Linked DNA regions of Mus musculus: region 2 is linked to region 1. The links are chromatin contacts, found by Hi-C or POLR2A ChIA-PET in ENCODE. All regions are on one chromosome and are shown on one strand. The core of a region is the stretch at or near the end of the contact, and the rest is flanking DNA. Distances in the headings are between cores, read along the strand shown.

The links. A loop is a pair of places that touch in the nucleus more often than their neighbours do. ChIA-PET counts read pairs that join two places held with the same protein, here RNA polymerase II (POLR2A).
Region 2: a map of left cerebral cortex shows a loop between it and region 1 (3-fold over the local background). The contact joins the promoter of Ska2 here to the promoter of Gdpd1 in region 1. A Hi-C loop is called at or near these places in 1 of 37 maps with a recorded cell type or tissue (left cerebral cortex). POLR2A ChIA-PET finds 5 or more read pairs at or near these places in 5 of 5 experiments (Patski and embryonic stem cell).

Annotation. Positions count from the first base shown.
Region 1 is chr11:87,071,999-87,076,937 of GRCm38, reverse strand. Gdpd1 (glycerophosphodiester phosphodiesterase domain containing 1) reads left to right here and starts at 2,801. Exons shown (of 10, transcript NM_025638.2): 1 at 2,801-3,102. The coding sequence starts at 2,961.
Region 2 is chr11:87,106,377-87,111,315 of GRCm38, reverse strand. Ska2 (spindle and kinetochore associated complex subunit 2) reads right to left here and starts at 2,055. Exons shown (of 4, transcript NM_025377.3): 1 at 2,012-2,055. The coding sequence starts at 2,044. Prr11 (proline rich 11) reads left to right here and starts at 2,602. Exons shown (of 10, transcript NM_175563.5): 1 at 2,602-2,675.

The DNA of each region.
Region 1 (4,939 bases), core at 1,552-4,051:
TCTGCATGTATATATGTGCACCATGCACATGCCTGGTGACCAAGGAGATGAGAAAAGGGCATCAGATTTCATGGGACTGGAGTTATAGGTAACTGTGAGCCTTGTTTGTGCTGGAAATCCAAAGGGGTCAACTGCACTGAAAGAGGAGCAAAGGCTTTTTTTTTTTTTACTTATGTGAGTACACTGTCACTGTCTTCAGACACACCAGAAGAGGGCATCAGATCACATTACAGATGGTTGTGAGACACCATGTGGTTGCTGGGAATTGAACTCAGGACCTCTGGAAGAAGCTAGTGCTCTTTTAAGAGCCATCTTTTCAGCCCCTGTTATTTTATTTATTTTTTGGGGACACTCTATATATAGCCTCTTGCTGTTCTAGAATTTGCTATGCAGAATAGGCTGGCCTGGAACTCCTGCCTCTGCTTCAAGAGTTCTGGGATTAAAGGAATGCATCACTTTACCTGGGTCTTATTTATTTCTTATATGTATGAGTGTTTTGCCTGTTTATGTACCATATGCATGCTTGGTGCCCACTGAGGTCAGAAGAAGGTGTTACATCCCCTGGAACTGGAATTATGGACACGGTTGTGAACCCATCCTGTGGGTATTGGGAACTGAACCCAGATCCTCTGCAAGAACAAGTGCTCTTGCCAGGTGGTAGTACACATCCCAGTACTCAGGAGGCAGAGGCAGCCTGGTGTATAGTGAGTTCCAGTACAGCCTGGGCTACACAGAGAAACGCTCTCCAAAAGCAAAAATATAAACAGCAACAAAGAGGTAGGAGGAAGATGGAAGGAGGAGGAAAGAAGAGAGAGGAAGGAAGGAAAAAAGAAAAGGAAGGAAAGAAAAAAGCCGGTTGTGGTGGCACACACCGGTAGGATTTGCTGAAGGAGGCAGAGGCAGGAGGATCACAAGTTTGAGCCTGGGCTGCTACACATTTAAAAAAAAGAAAAGAAAAAAGTGCTTTTAACTGGTTGAGCCATCTTTCCAGCCTCTGGCCTAAGACTCAATACTCCTTCCTCAGCCTTAGTATTACAGATGTGTGCTAACAAAGAAACTTTGAGCACTAGGCATTGAACTCAGATCTCAAGTATACCACTGAGTTACATCCCCACTCTTGTTTGTTCTTAATATTTGAAAACAGTAACTAGCTTGAATTCATTCTGTAACCCAGGCAGACCTAGATTTTACAATCCTACTGCCTCAACCTCCAGAGTTGCTGGGATTACAGACCTGTACCCTCAGGCCTGACTTAAATGTTCTTTAATTAAATACCTATTCTATGAAATAATTTGCTAAATCTCACCAATCTATAGTAACTTTCCCCAGCATATGACAATCACCAATTGTGATTATGCTATCAATTAGATAAGTGCAAAATAAGTTGAGACCCAATGTAGTGTATTGTAATTGATCCTATTTTCCCAGATACATTTAAAATAGTGTCCTGACAGGATTAGATATTTTAGTCCCAATGTTTGTGAAATAGAGTGTTTACCACCTTTCCAAAAGCTGCCACTTGACCCAGCAAGATGGCTTAGTGGGAAAAGGAGCTGCCACCTTAGGTCTCCTTAGGTTGTCCTCTGCCTTTACACGTGCACACACATACACTACACAGGAAATAAGTAAATGCATAAAAAATAAATAAACGAGATAGGATCGGGTGCAGCAACCCTTGCCTGCAGTTCCAGCTAATGAGCTGGATGAAACCAAAAGACTGCTTCACCCTTAGGAGTTTGAAGCCAGCCGGAGCTCAATACTGTGAGTCTGCCTGTTGTTGCAATTGTCCTGGGACTCAAACCCCTGGCCTTAAGGGAAGGCAGACGCAAGTGGATCTCTAGCCCTATTGTCATAGCGAGTTCCAGATCAGCCTCGGTACATAGTGAGACCCAGTCTCTAAGGGGGGGGGGGGCCGGGGGGGAGGAGACAGGAAGGGAGGGAGAGAGAACGGAGAGAGGAAGGGAGAGAGGAGAAAAGGGAAAGAAAAGAATCCCAATACTTAGAAGGCAGAGGCAAACTGGTCTCTGTGAATCAAGAGGCCAGCACACAGTCAACACAGTGAGACACCCTGTCTCAATAAACAAATCCAAACCTTGAATGTGCTTGGAAAGTGCTTTACAACTGAGCCACAGCCACAGCCTTTGTGGCTAATTACTTTGCATAAAATACGATCCACAGCTGGGCTTGCCTACCATCCCAACACTCTGGAGGCTGAGGTAGAAGAACCTGAAGTCGAAGACTCTATCCTCTGGTATATAGTGAATTCAAGCCCGGACTGGGCTAAGTAGATCCTATCTCACAAAACCAAGACCCTGCCCCCATAAAACGTGGTTCCTACTGTATTTCTAGTTTGTAAGGTAGGAGATGAAAAAGAAAAATGGAAAAGTTAGTTGCCAGTCTTTATAGGAAAGGACTTAGTGGTCAGTTTCTTTATTCATGTTTATTTTGTACTGGGGCTTGAATCCCGTACGATCTAACCAACTAGGCTACGAGTTCGAGGTATCAGTAACAATTCTTCGCTTTTCCCACAGAAAGGACTAGGACCTGGCCTGGAATCCTCCTTTGATGCACATTTCCCAGTTACGTCAGATTTTCCCCGAAGGCTATCCTGGCTTGAGAGCGTTTTCGGCTTAGGGACTGCCCAAACAAATCCAAACAAATAAAACCACTGGCAAGTTTCCAACCTCTTGCCTCGGGGTCTTCTTCGAAGCACCTGCGCGTGGGACCACAGCTGCCAGACGCCCAACGCTCCGCGCCGTAGCGCGCCTGCGTATCTGAGCCCCTTTGTTGCTCGGGCGCTGGGGTCGGGCTGCGCCTGCGTGCTGAGTCCGCACGAACAAGTGCGCTACGCCGAGGGCACCGGCTGAGGGCGAGCAGACCTCGAGCAGCTGCCGGCGCTGCGGCCGTTGCTACCATCACAGCACAGTCGGGGTCTCAGGCCCAGAAGGCGGTGACCGAGGATGTCGTCCACCGCGGCTTTTTGCCTTCTCTCTACTCTGGGGGGATATTTGGTCACCTCGTTCTTGTTGCTTAAATACCCAGCGTTGCTGCACCAGAGAAAGAAACAGCGATTCCTCAGTAGGCACATCTCTCACCGCGGAGGTGAGAGGGGTCCCCAGAACCCGATGGCGGGGATGGGGGAGGCTTCCTAGCAGGAGGTAGAGGATGGGGATTCTGGAGAGGCTGACGAAGAATGGGCTCCTGGAACTGGAGGGCTTCCTCAGATGAGTGGTCCGGAGGGGAGGGAAGGAAAGGGGTCTCGTGTCCCAGTCCTGGTGGGCGTCTCTGGGGAGCTAGGGTGACAGGGCTTCTGTGAGGAGGAGAAGCGCAGGATGAGAGACAGAAGTGGGGCGTTCCTCGGCCGATGGAGGGATGATCGGGAGGTCCCTTCTTGGCAGCCTGGCACAAAGCCGGTGCAGATCCAGGAGACACCCGCAGGGGGAAGTAGGAACGGACAGACTGCTTGGAATAGGCTGGTGGCTGAGTCCGTGGGGAAGAGCTTGGGCTCCGGCAGAGCTGAGGATCTGCGAGTACCTGGAGCGAGAGCTGAGGAGTCTGCGATGCCACGCTCCACGCGTTTGTAATTGAGCTCTGGAGAGAAATGTCTCCAAACCAGGGACATTTTCCAAGGTCACAGAGTGTGGACTGAAGTGGCACAAGCAACTTGGAGAGTTCTGGTTCTAAGGATTCCAAAACCTAGCACCTGGGTTGTTGTTTTACTTTGATTTTTGAACATTACCCCAGCAATGGTTGGTGGGCTTCTAAAAGACTAAAATATTTAGCTTATGATCAGTCAGTATTTTTTTAAAGATGTTTCTCTTGCAAAAGTATATTGCTTTTATACAATATCAAGTATATAAGGGTTGAAGCGAGTCCGCTCCGCCTTCTAATTTACTATAACAGGCCACATCTTTGCTTCTTCACTGCTGTTCAATAATGTGGCTTCAGGACATTTCAATTTTTTTTTTTTTATAAGTAATAGTTTTAATTTTTTTTTTAAAGATTTATTTATTTATTATATGTAAGTACACTGTAGCTGTCTTCAGACACTCCAGAAGAGGGAATCAGATCTCTTTACAGATGGTTGTGAGCCACCATGTGGTTGCTGGGATTTGAACTCTGGACCTTCGGAAGAGCAGTCGGGTGCTCTTACCCACTGAGCCATCTCACCAGCCCAGGACATTTCAATCTTAAGGTATAAATTATGAAAATTTTCGGTCACTTTAAACTTTTCTTTAGGGTGAATATAGCACCGGGTTAAAATTGCCTGAAATGTATCATACAATGGTAAACTCTATAGTTTAAAATTTGATGGAGTACCGTAATGATTTTTGGTTTTAGATTTTTCAAAGATGGGGTCTTGCTATGGCGTGCTGGCTAGTCTGCAAATCACTATATAGACCAGGCTGGTTGTGCATTCTGCCCCCACTTTCCCAGTGCTGGGACAACTATCCTGGGACCATGACTTCTATTATGACAAATATGTCATAGAAATAAATACATTATCATTCTTTTGTACAGTTTTATCAGTTAAACACAGTTTCCCACTTTTTGTTTGGTTTTCTTTCTCTGTGGCCCTGACTGTCCTAGGACTCAATCAGTAGACCAGGCTAGCCTAAAATTCAGAGACCTACCTGCCTCTGCCTCCCAAGTGCTGGGAATAAAGACTTGGACCACCATGCCCAGCTCCTGGTGATTAATATGTCTGTGTATAGGCGTATGGCGTGTTTGCCTGTGAGTGTAGGCACATACATGTTCCAGAGCATGTGTAGAGGTTGGAGGACAGTATCGCATGTTGGTCCTTATGTTTCACTGTGTTTGAAATGAAGTCTTTTGTTATTCGAGGCTGGATTCACCAGTAAGCTCGAGTGTGGGAGTTGGGGATTCTCCTGTCTGACCTCCCATCTGCCAGGAGGGGCGCTGGGATTACAAACCAGAT
Region 2 (4,939 bases), core at 806-3,305, 35 kb before region 1:
GATTGCACAAGGAATCATTTATCTCTGGCTTAGAAAGTAACTTTCTCAACAGGTACTGTTTTTAAAAGAAAGGAAGGAACATGGCAATGTGAAGATGAAATGTCTTTTGTTGTCTAGTCAATAAAAAGCAGTTAATATTGAAAATCATGGTTAAAAATAATGTTTTTCAAGCCCTTGGTTATGAAAAAAAGTTCAGTAACTTGAAAATTGTAAATGCTACTACCATCAATGTACTTCAGGTTATGTTACAAAGGGAAAAGCTGTTTTCCTTTGATCCTCTGAAAAAAGAAATGTTAAAGCTAGACCATAATTTATACAGTATCTAAAATATGTTAAAGTTCAACAACCTCATAACTTCCTAAAACTTACCTTTAACAGGATGTTTAACTTGTATTTTCTTTAAGATAATTTGCTCAATATTTTTTAAAAGTTTGAGAATTGATTGCAATGGAAGGGTTAGATAAAGCTCAGAACTTGATCCACCAATTACAAAAAGCAACCCGTTAAAAACACAGAATTAGCCTCTAACAAGTAAAAATATCTCCACCTATTCCAGTGCAAGGAATTCATACTATGGGAGAGGAACAAGAGAATTTACATGCAGGTTGTTTGATAGACTCTAACCACAATATTTAACATTTTGTGCGTATTTTAAGATGGTAATCACACACCCACACACGAAAAATTCTTAAGTCAAATATTCATTTTTTCAAGATTTGGAAAGCAGCAGAAAATTCTTCTCCTCTTCTCTCCCCCCACCCCCGCCCCCATCCCCACACTCCCTCCACAAAGAAAGTTTTAAAATACAATGTTAAACAAGACTGGAAATCTTTCTAATAAAATGTGTTTGAAACACCTGAATTAATTAACCCAAGAGAAAAGAAACTGAGGCCTCACACCTTCTGGTGTGGGAATGGGGAAGTCGGGGTGGTACTCGCTATCTTCCAGGATCACCCCAAAGTCTATTCCAAAGCAGAAGTTACAAACTCAAGATTTTCCTTGGAGAGAGTGGCTCAGACACAACGGATACCTACGCAGAGGGAAAAAGGGCAGACTGCAGATGGAGTGTTTTACTTTTTAATATTAATCTTGGTATTTTTTTAAAAGGGGGCTGGTGGTCCGATGATCAATCTGGAAGAAAAGTGATCATGCAAAAAGAAGTCTGAAGACAGAACAAGAAAACTAAGAAAAAAGGCGCGGCGATCTAGCGGGCAGTGGAAGGATGGGAGGGCGGGAATAAAGAGAACACTGATGGAGAATGACAAGGCCACTCGGCTGGACGCTCAGTGCACTCCAGCCTTGCCCGCAGCCGCTGAGGGCCTTCGTCCAGGGTTCTCCTTGCACAGAGGAAAGGAATTGAGCATCTAGGAAGCAGAAAGCCGGGCCTGGGGCAACGCCGCTCGCGCCCCGGGAAGGAGCTCCAGGCTCGGTCCCCGCGGCGGCTCCTCTCCCAAGCCGCAAAGAGCCCAGTCTGCGGAACCGCGGGCAAGTTTCTCGTGCAAGTCTAGCATCTTCTTTCAGACTGTCCCAGCTCGCCTGCGAGTAGGTGCATGGTGGACTTGAATTTCTCCGCGCCCCTAGACTTCTGCCCCACCTCATCCTCCATCCCCCTTTTCGGGAGACGTAAACGACCTCTCTCCTCCTCCGAGCTATTAAAGACCGTTCCAGTCACGCTTGGGCAAGGAAGGTAGAAATTCGTGAGGCGGTATCTGTGCCGGGCGCGGCTCCTGGAGCCGATGAAGGAGAAAACCAGGACCAGGGAATTACAAAGGCCCCACACCCTCAACATCTCCCGCCATTTCCCTCACGAGTTCCCCGGATGTAACCCCTTCCCCCGCGGCGGTTAAGAGACCAAGGCGGCGGTAGCTCCCGTAGGTGCAGAAAGAAGGAACTCAATTCAGGTTCCAGCTTCCACAACCCAGTTTCAGGAGACTCTAAAATGCGCTTCACCTTCTAGGCCATCGGTGGAGCACATTAATTACCCAGTAGGTTTCCTTCACTCTCCACTCACCATCAGTTCCAGCTTATCGACCTCCGCCTCCATATTGAATAGTTGACATTCCTCAGACCGCTGAGGCGCTTAAGCTGTAAGCCGTGCTAGCACTGAGGCCCTCCATTGGACAGCTGTCACTCAACGTCTTGCGCTCATTGGCTAGTACGTTCCATCGGCGCCCGCCCATTGGCGCCTGGGTAACGCCCCTCGTTATAAAACGCACTTTCCTGTTGGACAAAGACACAAAACGCCGCAGGGGGATTGGCTGCTGAATATATGAATTTTTCCATTGGCTGCCTTATGGTCCCTACTTTCAAGTTCATACTTGGAAAAGAGTTTGCGATTGGTGTACTCGGAAGCAGCAGCAGCCAATGACATAAAAGCTTCCACTGCGGGCCTAGGCGACGTGACACACCTCCTTTTCTCTCCGGCTTCCCCGCCCCTTCTCGCCCGCCTTTCCTTATTCATACAAGAAGCGCCTCAGTTCCGATTGGCCAGGATGTGATGCTCTTTTGGCCAATCGTAGTCCAAGCTGTGCTTTGATCCTTTCAAGACAACGAACCCTGTAGAGACCACGTCTACGATTGGTCGCTCGTCGGCAAAGATTTAATTTTGAAATTTTCTTTATGGTGTGGAAGAGGCTTAGGCCCGAACTTCGTCTAATCCCCAGGCTCTTAGACTAGTAAGTGCAACGACGTTTTTTCTCTTTGTTACCTGGTCCCGTCTTCCGTTACTCGAACTGTTGATGACTGGGTTCTTATGGAGGTGGGGTCTTGAGCTGGACAGGGAAGGGAGATGGAGCAGAAAAGGAAAGGTTTCGGGCAGGAGAAGAGCTCCGCTGGCAACATCTGAGACACATTTTTTATTTAACACTGCAATATATAGTTTGAAGTGATTGCCTTTTTGCTCAGTCTTTGTCGTAACTTTTTGCTTCTCAAAGGGGGCCCACCGACTGGCGGTAATTGGCTTCTCTGGGCGCTAGCGAAAAATGCAAATTATAGGAATCTACCCAAATTTCCTATCACAATGTTTATTTAACCAGATGCTCTCCCCAGCCATTCTTCAGCGCATTTACGTTTATGGAGAAGTATTTTATGTCAGGTAATTTTACAGTGTTCCATGATGCAAAATGACTTCTGACATCTACTTTAAAAGTATACCCCTTTTACTGTGTGTCTAGTAGTGTGCTGGGTAAGACTAAGGACCTGTGGTCACTCTGAGAAAGACACAGGGAAGAACCGGGTGGGGTTGGGGATAGCAATGCTTCACGACTTAAAACAAAATTGACTATAGGACAATGGCAGAGATCATGCTTCAGCATTCAAGGCAAACCAACTAAACTGATGATGGAAATTAAATTGACTAGAGGGGGATGTAAAACATGTGTTTTAGAATAGTGATGATGAAGTAAATCTGTCACTTATGCTGCTGCTACAGTTTTAGAAGTGCCCCTGGCCAAAGACCTTTCCATATAACTGATGGAGTTCTTAAAGAACCAGCAGTGTCAACTCATGAAGAAGACTAATTATATTGTTCTGAGACAGGAGCTTGTGTATCAACAACTAACCCAGACTTTTTTAAATTTTATTTTTTCAGATAAGGATGTATATTTAAATATAAAACAGAAATATTTTAAGTACTATTAAGTGTTTCAAAATACCTGTCTTTTTTGTTTGTTTGGTTGGTTGGTTGGCTGGTTGGTTTTGGTTTTTCGAGACAGGGTTTCTCTGTATAGCCCCAATTGTCCTGGAACTCCCTCTGTAGACCAGGCTGCCCATGAACTCAGAAATCCGCCTCCCTCTGCCTCCCAAGTGCTGGGATTAAAGGCGTGTACCATCACTGCCTGGCTTCAAAGTACCTGTCTTAAAACAAACCTTTCATTTTGGGTAATTGTATAAAGCCTGTTAAAGTTACTATAGCCCCATAGTCTATTAGAAAAAGTCATGGTCTCTGGAGACTTATAGGTCTTCATTATACTTCATTGTATTATATTAGGCAGATAGCTAGTCTAAGCCTCAGCTTAATTTTGTATAACACTAGGACTAAAATCTTCCTTGTCAGGGATTGAAACCTTTGAGGACATTGAACATTAGCTGAGGAAAAGTAGGTTGTACCCCACTTGAGGGGGCATTTAACAAATGGTCCCTCCCACTATGACATCTGCCTATCATAGTAGGTGCTCATTATATGTTGCTGAATCACAAACCTATCTTTTAATATAATATAATCCACTACAGCCATTTTCTCTATTGTAAGAAAAGCAAAGGGCTAAGTACTGTAGTCACTCAGTAATAGACCACTTGCCTGGGTTTGGTCTCCAGCCGGGAAGAGGGACTTGCAGGGAATAAAGAGAAATTAATTTGACTTCATGAATAAAACCACAAAAGCAAGGTGAGGGGCTAATGTAAAGCCAAAGGGAAAGATTCTGCAGAGACATTGTAATCTGAGTTTACAACTTCTTCCATTTGAAGTGGTTTCTAGAATCCTGGTTACTTTCTCTCTGGCTTTTGGTTTTATCTTGTTTTATGAGACAGGGTCTCGTGTACCTAGGCTGGGCTTGAATAAGTCTATCCATAAGTCTTGATCTACCTGTCTCCACCTTCCGAGTAGTGAGTACGGGTGTACCTCGGATTTTAGATGTCTTAGATACAGGATCACTTATGTATCTTAAGATGTTCTTCAATCCACAGCAGTCCTTCTGCTTCAAATCCCAGTCCCCAATGCTGGGACTGCAGGTCTCTACTACCATGCCCAGAACTACAATTTAAATCTTAATCAAGGTTGGAGAAAAAGGAAAATCCTTGAAATAAGCATAAAACAACCAAGATATATAACATATTCAGGGATGTATAAAATTTCTATATCATAAATCATTGAACTATATACTGAAATTTTAAACATTTTCTATATTATACATTATTATCTAAGAGAACATTCATTTCAGGA